Linked DNA regions of Homo sapiens: region 2 is linked to region 1. Evidence: chromatin contacts called from ENCODE Hi-C or POLR2A ChIA-PET data. All regions are on one chromosome and are shown on one strand. The core of a region is the stretch at or near the end of the contact, and the rest is flanking DNA. Distances in the headings are between cores, read along the strand shown.

Region 1 (6,860 bases), core at 3,958-6,457:
AAAAATCTGCTCTGAATATGACTGATTCGTCTTTCCTAACTGCAAGGTGATTTCTAAGGTCAGCCAGAGAGAAAGTTGCCTGTCAGTGATCTGTTTTATCAGTACAAGGGGAGCTATCTATGAGTGGCAGGGAAAAAATAGCTGACCTTAGGTCAGCCAGTGAAGACTCTGCCAGACTTTGGATTCTGATTTTTTAAACCAAGTTGTAAGAAAACAAGCTACTTTTAAACCTCTTTGCTGCGCTTTCAAAATTCTATAAATATACCTTCATTATAGCATACTTAATGTTGTATTGTAATTATTTGTTTTACTACTGCAGACTTTGATATCCTGCAGAAAAAGAGTCATGCTTTATTCATCTTCATGTGTCTAGCATTGAATCTGTTGTGTAACATGGTAGATGTTCAATAACTGCTTTCTAAATGAATGCATCTTAAATGTGTCCAAGAGGGAGGTTTACTGATTTACATGTGGGATAAAGACAGGAACATTAACGGTTAAAATTTCGCATCCAGCAAAGAACTTTTGGCTTAACAGGTGGTACCTTAAGCTTTATATGTTTCACAGTGTTCAAGAATGTTCACGTATTTTATCTCATTTGACCCTCACTGTGGATTTGGAAGGTTGGCAGAGCAAGTGTTATTTCCATTATACACATGAAGAAATTGAGCTCTTGCATAAGTAAATTGTAGCACTAAGATTATAACTATGGGCAAGTTATCCTCGCTCTTCACTGTGTGATGAGCCAACCTGGACAACTGATGTGTGTGTGTGTGTATGTGCATGTGTGTGGGTGTGTGTTGAGGTGGGGGGTGTTCCATCTGTCGGGCATGTCAATCTGTTTATTTTATCCTCTTATCTTTCTTTATCACCCTTAGAGAAAGATAAATGAAAGCCACTGTCTTCCTAGAGCAGGCATGTTTGGTAGCTGGAAGCCGTTCGTGTTCTTGGGGATGCCTGGAAAAGCCCAGGAAGCAGTAAGATGGGTGAGGAAGCAACGCAGCCAGAGGTGTGATTGGTGGCGTGGGCTCTTCGCCTCCTCCTCTGTTTTGCCTGCAGATTGAACAGTTTTGTGAGTCTGGGTGGTGTTTGGGTCTGTGTGGAGCCTGGTTCCTATGACCGTAAGGGGACCCTTGGCTAACAAGAGCTTTTGTTACCACTGGGGGGGTGGTTAATAGATATGTGGGTTTTTTTTAAAAGGATAATTCTACCGTGCAATTGTGTAGCCTCTTTATTACACATTAGGGAAGAATAATCCCTGAATTTTTTTTTTTTTTTTTTTTTTGAGACAGAGTCTTGCTCTGTTACCTGGGCTGCAGTGCAATGACACGATCTCTGCTCAATATAATCTCCACCTCCTGGATTCAAGTGATACTCGTGCCTTTGCCTCCCAAACAGCTAGGATTACAGGCGCCTGCCACCACACCCAGCTAATTTTTGTATTTTTAGTAGAGATGGGGTTTCATCATGTTGGCCAGGCTGGTCTCGAACTCCTGACCTCAAGTGATCCACCCGCCTCTGCCTCCCAAAGTGCTGGGATTACAGGCATGAGCCACCGCACGGGCCCCTGAATTTCTTAAATCAAAGTTTTACTATAATATATTTAAGGGCAGTGACTGGACCCTATTTATCTTTGTATGTTGCAGAGTATTTCCATATCCTAGGTTATAATTATTTGCTGAACAAATGAGATGCATAGAGGGAAAACATCCTAAATGAAATGTTGTACATTATGCACTGACATTTTCCCTCCATGCATGTCTTTCTCTCCTCCACCAATGGATATTATGGGCTGTTTGTGCAGAGGCTGACTTCCAGCCATTGATTCTGTTTGAGAAAAACCACCGTCTTGTCTATAGATCAGTGTTTGTACAGGTTGAGCATCCCTAATCTGAAAATCTGAAATCCAAAATGCTCCCAAATCCAAACTTTCTGAGCACTGACATGATGACCACAAGTGGCGAATTCCACACCTGACCTCATGTGATGACTTGCAGTCAAAGTGCAGTCAAAACTTTGTTTCATGCACAAAATTATCTAAAATATTGTATAAAATTACCTTCAGGCCATGTGTATAAGGCATATAGAAAACATAAATAAATTTCATGTTTAGGCTTGAGTTCCATCCCCAAAGATCTCTCGTTACGTCTATGCAACTATTGCAAAATCCAAGAAAATCCAGAATCCAAAATATTTCTGGTCCCAAGCATTTTGGATAAGGGGTACTCAATCTGTATAATCATTTAAACACTTGACCACTTTGGTTTTATTAAAGATTCGAGGAAATTGAGACTACGATGCAAATTATTGGTTGTGCTAACAGTGATAAACTTTTATCTCATTATATGTGTTTACTCCTTGAATTTAAGACGTTCAGCTGTAAAAAGAAAAAGAACAAGACATTTTGTCAAAAATTATGCCTAAAGGGTCAAGTTGTCATGAGAAGTGCTATAATACGACAAATTTTAGAAAGTCCCCCCCACTCCCTTTACAACATAAAAATGTAGTTTTTTATTTTTGTTTTCAGTTCATAAACATTTTGGAAACGCACTGTATCAGAAGGTAATTAGCGGCATTGTTTGGAAAGATGAAAAATTTATTAGAAAAGATCTTTAAATGGCTTTTACTAAAGCGTCATTTAACAATTTTTCATATTATAGAAACAGCTTTTCATGGATGGTGTGACTGGGTCTGTATCCAAACCCGGTTCGGTTCCTGGAGCCAACGGCGTAGTTAACACTCAGCCTCTTGCAGTTAACACTCAGCCTCTTAACTGGGAGTGGCCCTGGAGCAAGTCGCTGGAATGTTCAAGCTCCGCGTCACTCATCGGTACCAAGTTGATGATCTCTGCCTAGGGTTCTTCGCCACCCTCAGGCTCAAGTCCCAGGAGGCCTCCTCCGCTGACTTGGGTGAACAGCTCTGAGTTCCGGAGAGGGTTCGGTCTGCGGAGAAGCGCGCGAGAGACAAGCATCCTCAAGGTTCTGGTACAAAATTTGGAAAATGGACCTGGCGTTGAAATCTTTACTCCTCGTTTAAAAAGACCATCGAAAGGGAAAAAATAAAAGAAATTGCAGTTTATATTTTTGTTATCCCATGAAAAATTAGCTGCAGTGTTTTCCTCTTCATGCCAAAGAGATTAATATTTACGGTGAAGACTTTTCCAGGAAGTCGTGGTTTTCTGTAAAAAAAGGTTTTACACATCAGAAATCGGACTTCTGGGGCAATTTCCTGAATTCCTGGAATAAAACAAAACAAAAAAAAGCCCCCAAACAAAACTCTATCATCTAAAGCGTTCCCTCCTCACTGTGGTCCTAGTCAATGCGTGGTAGGTAGCGTTTCCAGTGATCAACAAAAGTAAATATTTGACCAGTAAGTCTCCAATCGAGAGGCCCCTCCATTCCAGCTATTTCCGCCCGGGGACCGAGGAAATCCTCAAAAGCCGGGCCACGCATTCCCAGCCCGAGAGGCCCCAGCGCAGAGCGCAGCAGCCCCCGCGAGCGCAGGTCCTCCCCGCGGTGGCTTCGCCCAGGGCGCTTGGGTCTCGGGGACCCCGCCCCCGCCCCGCCCGGTGTTACTCAGGCCTCGGTGGCGCAGGGCGGAGTCGCGGGCGGCGGGCGCAGGTGGGGAGGGGCGGCCGGAGCGCGTCGGTGACACCCGCGGGGGGGCGGGGAAGGCGCGGCGGCCGCACCCCACCCTGGGAAGAAACCGGCCAGGTGTGGCCTAGGCGCCCAGTGCCAGCGGGGAGGAGACTCGCTCCGCCGCCGACCAACACCAACACCCAGCTCCGACGCAGCTCCTCTGCGCCCTTGCCGCCCTCCGAGCCACAGCTTTCCTCCCGCTCCTGCCCCCGGCCCGTCGCCGTCTCCGCGCTCGCAGCGGCCTCGGGAGGGCCCAGGTAGCGAGCAGCGACCTCGCGAGCCTTCCGCACTCCCGCCCGGTTCCCCGGCCGTCCGCCTATCCTTGGCCCCCTCCGCTTTCTCCGCGCCGGCCCGCCTCGCTTATGCCTCGGCGCTGAGCCGCTCTCCCGATTGCCCGCCGACATGAGCTGCAACGGAGGCTCCCACCCGCGGATCAACACTCTGGGCCGCATGATCCGCGCCGAGTCTGGCCCGGACCTGCGCTACGAGGTGACCAGCGGCGGCGGGGGCACCAGCAGGATGTACTATTCTCGGCGCGGCGTGATCACCGACCAGAACTCGGACGGCTACTGGTGGGTACCTGCCCGGAGAGCGCGGGCTGCGGGGCTCGCGGGACAGGGAGGGACCGTCCTCCTCTGGACGACTGGGAGACTCGGGTCCCGAAGGTGGAAAGGTTTTTTTGCCCCAGGTCCCGAAAGAACTTCCCGGCCGCGCTGGGAGCAGGACCGGGTGTCCTGACGCGTGCGGGGACAGGTTGGCCCCTGTCCTGCGAACAGGGACTCGGTCGTACCTTTCTCCCCTCCCGCGAGCCCGGGCGGGTGGTCAGAGGGGGCGTCGGGCCCGCGCGGGGCTGTCCCCTGCCTGCTGGACACGGCTGCAGCCGCCTTTGTCCCAGCCCGCGAATGGGAGGTCAGGCGAGGTGGGGCTGCGACCACAAAACCCAACCTCTCCAACCGTAATCAAAGTAAAAGAGGAAAGGAGCGGGGCCCCGGTCCTGTCTGGTGGCCGAGTGGTGCTCGGGGCTCCGCAGTCTCTACCGGCTCACCCCCAATCCCCAGTAACCCCGAGACCACGACTGCAACGACTCCTGGACTCCTCGGCCACCCAAGGACGTTTGTATCAAGGCTGCGCGTCCCGGCGGCGCGGGGTCCTGTCCCGAGGAGGCGCTTCGGCTTCCCCTGTCCGGGAAACGAAACTTCCCCGCCGGGGCGGCTGCCGGGCCCGGGTCTCGAAGTTCGGCCGGGACGTGCCTGTTACCTTCGGTCGTCCGCGCCGCAGCCCCCGCGGGCGAGCGCACCTGGGGCCCTGCCTCTGAGCCTTTTGTTTCCTCCTTTTTAAAAACACCGGATGAAAGACCCCAGTGTGCCTTGGATCGCAGAGCGCCGGCCGCATGTCTGCTTTGATCCAGAATGTGTGGGCAGGGGAGTGGGGGGGTGGGAGAGGACGACGCTGGGGGCCCGCCCTGGCCTAGGCGCCCCGGGAAGACCCCCCGGTGAGAGGGTCAGCTTCTCCGGATCCCAGCGGAAACAGACCGAGGGCGTCATTTGGGTGGGTGGGGAAGAGATCCTGTCCCTGCTTTGACCGGGTCTCGGGAGCTGGACTCTAGATGCCCACGTGAGCCGTGCGCGTTTTGCAGCCCGCCCCACCTCCCCGCCCCCTGCTAGTTGTTCCCACGTCGGGCTTTTGGGAAAGAGGCCCTGAGCGCCGGGACGTTATTTACCAGGCGTTGTGGCCCTAGGCCTGGGAGGAGCAACCTGAATGCGCTCCAGGGAGTTTTGTTTTGCAAGCAGTTTTGAAGGCAGGGACTACTCGAGTTGCAACCTGTTTTCTGCTTAGATTCATTTATTTATTTATGGGGCATCCTGAAAATCTATTTTCGCTTTTTTTTTTTTTTTTTTTTTTGAGTTAGCAAAGAATTGTCTCAATCTTGGAGTTCTTTGTTTCCTGAACAAAATGTGTCTGGGGATTTCCAGGGAAAATGTGCCAAGCAATAGAAGGAATGAAAACTTGGGTTTTCATTACATTTGTTTTAAAATTTTGCCAGCCATTTAAATCTGAAATTTAAATTTTCTCCCGCAGTCCTCCAGGATTTGAGATGCACATCCTTTAAATGTGTGGGTTACACACAGTTTAAATCCAAGTCAGAATAGAATGCGAAGGACTCTTTAGTAGCTCTTTTTGGCGTTTTCATGAACCAAGTATTTATTTTGATTATTATTTATAACTATGCTTTTGCTAGCTTGGATTTCTTATCTTTTAAATAGACAATAATCAGTACTATTAATCGAATATTTCACTCCCTTGGCTTCTTATACCTTTTGTAGGGGAGTAAAACTTTAATAAATTAAGTGGTTAATGAACTGCATCAAGGTACATGTTTTATTAGGATTCCCCATTGAAACATTTAATTTTGGGCAGGCTCCATGTTTTTTCCTTGTGTAGTATCATCCCGTGCTCTGTTTTTCCAACTTAAAGCCTACTTACAAACTTGTCAAGTCTCACATCTCTCTGGGAAGGGGAAAGAGACCCAAGTGAAAAATTACCTGACTTTGAGGAAGGATGTTTTTTCTTCTCATTAATGTTGCTCTGCCCGGCAGCAGGGCGTCAAGCTCAGGGCTTGAGTCGGGAGGCGGTCATTCTTTCCGGGGATCCTGGCAATGGAGGTTCCTCTCGAGCCTGACCCAGCCTGCAGTGGTGCTACTGACTACAAAATAGCCCACAAATGCTGACTTCTGCGTTTTCAAATAATAGCGACCGCCTGAAGGCAGGGCATGTCGCAGTTTTTCTGGTGGCATTCTGGTTTTGTGTGGAGGGATATGTTTGGCTGTGGCGTGCACTTTGTAGAAGCAGGGTGCCCTCTGTGCCCAAGGGAGCCACTGCTCTCTGCTAAGTGAATGATGATTAAGAATTTCATAAGTATTTTTCTGACCCGAAGGTTTTCTAAATAAAGGTTTTTGTGGTTTTCTTTTCTTTCTTTCTTTTTTTTTTTTTAGCATGAAAACTAGTATAAAAACTATTGGTTGACTTTAAACTCATTTATTTCAAAAACTGCTACTTTATGGCTGAATTATTAATAGATTGGTGATTTTTGAGATGAGTGTTTTGTATCTAGCCCTTCCCTGAATAAAGAAATTTGAATGTGTGGAGGGCCCAACTCTTAGTTTTCCTTTGAAAATGACTTTAAAACATCTCTCTCTCTCTCTGTCCTTTCCACGAACAGCA
Region 2 (6,812 bases), core at 2,004-4,503, 75 kb after region 1:
CACTTACAGTTGCCTAAGTAATTGTCTGAATTCCTCCCCCGAGCTCTTCCCTCTGTCTCCATTATGGCCACATATGCTTTCGGAGTCTGAACAGTTATCACCTCCTCCAGAAAGCCTTATGGACCTACTTGGAGAGGCTAGACAGGGAAGGACTGACTGAGAAGATGCTATTTAAGACCAGGCCGGGCCTGTAATCACAGCTACTTGGGAGGCTGAGGCAGGAGAATCACTTGAACTAAGGAGGCGGAGGTTGCAGTGAGCCGAGATTGCACCACTGCACTCCAGCCTGGGGAACAGAGCGAGACTCCATCTCAAAAGAAAAAAAAAAAATATGAGGCCGGAAGGATGAGGAGCACATTCTTCAGAATACCTGCCATGCCTTTAAAAACATATACTCAAAATTGACTTTAGCCTTTGCCATTTTCCCAAAGGTGCTCGCTAAGGGTTGTTTGGTTCATACACAGCTGGCTACTGCCACCTTATGGCAAAAAGTTGAACAGAAACTTCCATGCATAAAATTCTGCGAACTTACAAAAGCCTGACAATTTTCCAGTTCATCTCACCTGGTACAATGGATGAATTATTCTGCATTTGATCTAAGATTATCACCTCTTCTTATGTGCTGGAGACCCTCCCCTCTCACCTGCTCAAAGATGTTGTTCATAATATTTCCCTTTATCTTGCATCACCGACCGTCATCTCTCTATTGACTCATTCTCACCAGCACTCAAACCTGCTGATAGAATATCTGAAAACAAAGAAACAACAAAGACCTTCCCTTAGCCCTACCTTTCTCTAGTTACCACCCCACTTTTCTGCTCTCCTTGATGGCAAGCCTCTTCAAAAGAGTTTTCTATACTTGTCATCCTCACTTTCTGTTTTCTTATCTCTTGAGTCTATTCTCAATCAGATTTGCCCCAGCACTCCACTCAAACTCTCAGCTAAGGCCAGAAATGGTTTCCACACTGCCAAATCCAATGGGGGAGTCTCAGTCTTCGCCTTGACCCAACCATAGGTGGCGTTGCTATCTCCCGGTTCTCCCTCCACTTCACAGGCTGTTCCTTCTCACTATCTGTGGCTCATTCCTCCTCTTACCTCTGAGCTTTAAGCATGGTAATGCCCACAGTTCACTCTTTCCACCTCTTCTCTGTCTGCATTCTCTCCCTAAGTCCCCCACCTCCACTTTTTTTTTTTTTTTTTGAGACAGAGTCACTCTGTTGCCCAGGCTGGAGTGCAGTGGCCGATCTCAGCTCACTGCATCCTCTGCCTCCCAGGTTCAAGCGATTCTCCTGCCTCAGCCTCCCAAGTAGCTGGGACTACAGGCGCCCGCCGCCACACCCAGCTAATTTTTGTAATTTTAGTAGAGATGGGGTTTCACCACGTTGGCCAGGCTGGTCTCAAACTCCCGACCTCAGGTGATCCTCCCGCCTTGGCTTCCCAAAATGCTGGGATTACAGGCGTGAGCCACCATGCCCCGCCTAAGCCGTTTTTGTACTGACTAATCCAAACACCACCAGCTTTTCCCCCTGAATTCCAGACTGGACACCACCACTTGGATACCCAATCTGATTGGCATCTGAAAGCAAATACACTTAACAGCAATTTTTTTATTTCTTCTCCACTTCCCATCCTAAACAGCCTTTCTCTGGTTTTTCTCATCTCAGTAAATTGCAATTTTATTCTTCCAGTGGCTCATCTTTCACTCTTTTTCTCATATCCGCCTCTAATCCGTTGGCAAATTCTACTGATTTCAGTGTTTTCCCATTTCTTACTACCACGCTTGCCATCAGCCTAATCAAAGCCAGTATCATCCCAGACAATCAGAAAACTTTCTTCTGGGTCTGTATGCTTCCAGCTTGTCTCCCATCTTGTCTATTTCTCTGTGTAGGAGCCAGGAGCCTGCACGGTCCTATAATAATGAAGGTAAGACCATGTCACTTCTCTGCTCAGAACCCTCCAGCGGGTCCCCATCTCACACAGAGGAAAGTCCAGATTTCTCACCAAGACCTAAAGGCCCGCATGGCCTGTGCCCACCCCTCGCTCTAACCTCACCTCCCACCGTGGCCTCCCTCACCCATCCTGCATCCACTCCTTGCTCCCCAGGTGCATGAGGTTTGGTCCCATCTCATGTTCTCGCTCTTCCTCCTGTTGAAAATCTTGTTCTTCACGTCCTCTGGTTCTCTATTCCAGAGTCATCTTTTCAGAGCCGCCTTTCCAGACCCTCCTATTTAAAATTGTACTTTCTCCACCCTTTCCCCTTCCATTGTTTTCCCCTGTAGCACTTTGTAGCCTAACATAGCTTATGAGATTGTAAGTTTCACAAGCGCAGGGACTTGGTTTCTCTGCTCCCTGCTGGATGCCCAGTGCCTGGCAGATGGTGGACGCGCCACAGCTATTTGTCAGATGAATGAATGAGGACCAGTGTCCAAGGCGATCCAATTTCGAAAAAAAAGGAACATATTCTCTCTAACCTGTATACGTCTGGTTGACTAAAGCAACAGTATTTTAAATCAATTTTTAACTAATTGATGACTTATTTATATGGAGAGGAGCTGCCATTGCTCATTGTTTCTCTGTCGGGACGGAGACAGCAAGGCAGATTTTCTCTGTCCTGGGAAGAATCAGGTGAATACATTTGTTTCTGTGGACGTGCAGCAAGCTTTGTCCTAGAGGGGTGGGCCAGGGCCTCTTTGGAGACTTCAGGAGGCTGTCCCTTTCTTTGGTCCCTCCTTCAAGTGTAGGGAGATAATGAACTTCCTTTGAGGAAAGAAATGAAAACCCCAATCTTCTCCTTTTTGAGGCTGAGCATTATCCAGACTTCTACATTTGGAGATAGTGCCTGCTGAGGCGGGTCTACTGACAGAAGTAAGCTCCAAGGCCTCCCTCAGACAGCTAACCTGGTGACCTGGGTTCCATGGGATGCCCAGATTGTCATGGACATGAAAAAGGCTGTGGGCAGTGCTGGGTGGAGCACCTCTCTGCCTGGGGTACTTGCTTGTGAGTAGGATCCTGGGGATCCAGGCTTATTCTGAGTGTGGGACTTCCTGGGTGGAAATATTCTGGAAAAAGTGGAATTTTGCTGCCTTAAAGAATCACTAAGTCTTGGAACCCGCAGTAGTGCCCATGATCTCTTTGAATTAGACAAGAAGAGTGCTTGATTGTAGCTCTTGCAATCCTCACTGCCTGGCAGGGCAGCTCATTCCGGAGCAGCCTCGTTCTGGGGTAGCTGTGGTTTTCTTCAGCCCCGAGGGCATTTGCTGAGTTTTGCTTTATGTGACTGGATGGGACTGGCCTTGGAGACACTAATAAGCACGTGAGGGTTTTTGGACAATGCGAAGAGTTGGTGCCAAGCCACAAGTGGGAGATGTTGAACTTCCTGCGAATCTGGTGTGTTGTAGCCTGAGTCGGTTTCAATATGAAAAATAAGAGTGACAGTGCCTTCCTTGTATGCTAATCTGGCGAAGTGGCTCATGCTGGCCATGTAACAACCTGGCAGCCTCCTACAGAAGCAAGTGGGGTGTGGCATTCCTGCTGTCTGCATCTTCTGTTTGTCACCTCGCCCACTCTGTGGCCATATCCCTTGTCCTGATGGCTTCCATCACAGCAGCCGGGGGCAACTCAGCCTGGACTCTTCCAAGCCTTTCTCTCTGTTCCTAGCCGTGTGCGGCTAGAGAGCATCACAAGACCCCAACCTGGTGCCACGAAGGGGTAAGGACCCCAGTCACTCCCCTCCACACCTTTAACTCCCCTCTTCCTGTCTTCTTTGCTTTCCTCAAACTGACAGCCTGGCCACTTCCCACTTCACTTAGAAAATAGAAACTGGCAGACACAAACTTCTTTCCCACCCTGCCACAAAGGCTGTTCCTTTCTGGGCATCTGGGATGATGAGAGCTGATGGGTACTGAGTGCCTCCAAGGAGCTAGGGCTGCCCTACAGGCCTCACACGCTAACTCATTTAATTGTTTGTTCTCTCCTACATAAAAACCCCCAACCCCAAACCAACCAACAAAACCCAACGCACAGAGAGATTAAGCAACTTGACTGAGCTCACACAGCACTGGGATGAGACCTCAGGCAGCCTGACTCCAGAGCACCCAGCACCTGCTACGGAGCCTAGAACACAGAAGGCACCCAGGAAAAACGGGTTGAATGATTCCATGCAGGAATCTAGGAGGCTGAACTTCAGCTTTAGAGTAGAATGCCCGTCAGCTCAATATCAAACACAAAGGGAAAATAATGATGATTTTGGGGAGGAAGAAGTGGTGAGACACAGTAAATTTATACTTAAATTTTATTTTCCAATGCAAAAAATATCTTCTAAGTGAAGAACATGTGACAAATTTGCACAACTATAAAGAAGGAAAATAAAGCCACTAGGAAACACAGTACACTTTGTTCCATTTTGAAATCCAAATATCTCTGGGAAAAATACTTCTACAGGCCACTCTCCTTTACATCTTTGTCACAATGAATTTCAGATCCCCACTGACATTACTGTGATAAGTGTTTAAGATTCAGAGGTGCCAAAATGGAGATCAAAGTCCTAATTGTGGCAGGATGCGCGGTGGCTCACACTTGTAATCCCAGCACTTTGGGAGGCTGAGGTGTGTGGATCACTTGAGCCCAGGAGTTCGAGTTCAGCCTGGGAAACATGGCAAAACCTCCTCTCTACAAAAAAACAAACAAACAAGCAAGAAAATAAAAAAAACCAACAAAAACAAAGTCTTGATTGTATTAATGACAGCAAGGCAGGTGCTCACTCAGTCTCAGGTTCTTGTGAGACCAACTTGGAGACTGAATGTGGACTTCTCATGTCCTCTCGCAGTTTGAAACTGTGTGGCTCTGCCCTGGGCTCACTCACTGTATTTGTCAGGGTTTTTCCAGAGAAATAGAGTCAATAGGGCGTGTGGAGAGAGAAAGAGAAAGAGAGAGAGAGAGAGAGAGAGATTTATTTCAAGGGATCAGCTCATGCAATTGTGGAGGCTGACAATTTCGAAGTCCACAGGGTGGACCCGCAGGCTGGAGACCCAGGGAAGAGTTGATGTTACAGGTGAAGTCCAAAGACCGTTTTCTGGCAGAATTCCCTCTTGCTCAGGAGACACGAGTCTTTTTGTTCTGTCCAGGTCTTCCACTGATTGGATGTGGCCCACTCACATCCAGGAAGGAGATCTCCTTTACCTGAAGTCTGCTGATTTAAATGTTCATCTTGGCTTCAGGAACTGTGGGTTATGGTGCAGACATGGGAAAGTTCAAGAACAACACTACAAACAACCAGTCCTGAAAATAGTACAGAAACACATCAAGAAATCCTGATCACAAAGATTGATTTCTTAAAGGGATGGACCCCAAGTTCCCGAAGAACATGCACTTCGCCTAGAAGCACAACGAGAAGGGCCTGGAGAAGATGCAGGACAACAACATGCGAGCTGAGGCTATCAAGGCCCCCCAAAGCCTATGGAAGTCCAGCCCAGGGTTCCAAAGAGCGCCAGCCGCAAGCTCGATTTGCCTACACTGCCCACCCCAAGGCTGGGAAGCATGCTCGGGCCCACATTGCCACGGGTCTCAGGCTCTGCTGGCCAAAGGCCAAGGCCAAGGATCAAACCAAGGCCCAGGCCTCGGCTTCAGCTGCAGCTCCAGCTTCAGTTCTAGCTCCTGCTCAGGCTTCCAAAGGTGCCCAGGCCCCCATGAAGGCTCTGGAGTAGAGAGCTTCATCTGCCAATGTGAGGACAGAAGGACTGGTGTGACCCCCGGGCTGCTGTCTGCATGGGGCTGGTGTCCTCCTGTGCTATTTGTGTGAATAAACCTAAGGCAGGAAAAAAATGCTGATCTCGTCCCCAAACACCCTCACAGAAATATAAAGAATAAGTTTTGACTACACATCTGGGTACTATGGCCTAGCAAAATTGACACATAAAGTTAGCTGTCACACTTAGCTAGCTGCAGGTGTCAGAGCTGGGAAAAGATCCCCTTCCATGATCAGAGGCCCTGGCTGGCAGGGAGGGGGCTACCACATGGAGGCTAGAGGTGGGGAGCTCATTGTCCTTCAATTCGGGTGGTCTAAAGGCAATAGGCTATGCTGGACAAGGGCAGGTCCTACTTGGACATCTTAAATAGAATTGGGGGCAGATTCCATTTTTGGGGGGCCCTCTTTTTAAGAAAATAATACAAAATTAGGGTCTGGGTGCAATGGCTCACACCTGTAATCCCAGCATTTTTGGAGGCTAAGGCGGAAGGATTGCTTGAGGCCAGGAATTCAAGACCAGACTGGGCAACATAGGGAGACCCTGTCTCTACAAAAAAAAAACATTTTTTTTAATTAGCCAGATGTGGTGGTGTGTGCCTGTAATCTCAACTGCTTGGGAGGCTGAAGTGGGAGGATTGCTTGAGCCTGGGAGGTTGAGGCTTAAGTGAACCATTATGGTACCACTGTACTCCAGCCTGGATAACGGAAGCTGGAGTGACAGAAACTAGGTGATAGAGAGTGGGAAAATAATTAGGTATCAGACCTTGAAAGGAACTCCAAGCATAAATTTCATTACCCCATAGTAAATCATCTATGAGAAAGAACGCAGATAGAAAGGAAAGACGAGAGTAGCCTACTTCTCCAGCATTCCTGGAGCAGGTAGAGAATAGGTTATCAATAATTGCATTTGAATAGGTGACTGAGGGAATGAAACTTTAAGGGTGAAAGTTGGGTGAAGTTTTTGGCCATTGGCCTTGCCGTGCTTCTGAACCATGACTCACCACCTCCATGGATGGACCAGTGTTTGAGCTCGTCCAAGTTCATATGTCTTTTCTCTGAATCAGGGGTT

The links. Hi-C counts contacts between places; a loop is a spot of excess contacts on that map. ChIA-PET counts read pairs that join two places held with the same protein, here RNA polymerase II (POLR2A). Pooled maps may share reads with other maps.
Region 2: a loop to region 1 is called in a pooled map, with 3 times the contacts of the local background. The contact joins the enhancer-like site here to the promoter of DSP-AS1 in region 1. A Hi-C loop is called at or near these places in 1 of 37 single-sample maps with no recorded cell type and 4 of 50 pooled maps. POLR2A ChIA-PET finds 5 or more read pairs at or near these places in 4 of 52 experiments (H1, HEK293, HepG2 and 1 more).

The regions. Positions count from the first base shown.
Region 1 is chr6:7,537,876-7,544,735 of GRCh38, forward strand. It overlaps DSP-AS1 (DSP antisense RNA 1), which reads right to left and starts at 5,208. Exons shown (of 2, transcript NR_183331.1): 1 at 5,171-5,208; 2 at 2,576-3,178. DSP (desmoplakin) reads left to right here and starts at 3,796. Exons shown (of 24, transcript NM_004415.4): 1 at 3,796-4,210. The coding sequence starts at 4,041. RefSeq lists an enhancer at 1-1,784.
Region 2 is chr6:7,615,183-7,621,994 of GRCh38, forward strand. It overlaps the pseudogene RPL29P1. Among named protein-coding and RNA genes, the nearest start is that of SNRNP48, 28 kb to the left of the region's middle. RefSeq lists a silencer at 814-1,108. Within about 2 kb of position 3,254, at least 4 of the 41 ENCODE cell types and tissues checked have a DNase peak (open chromatin) inside an H3K27ac peak, as active enhancers do.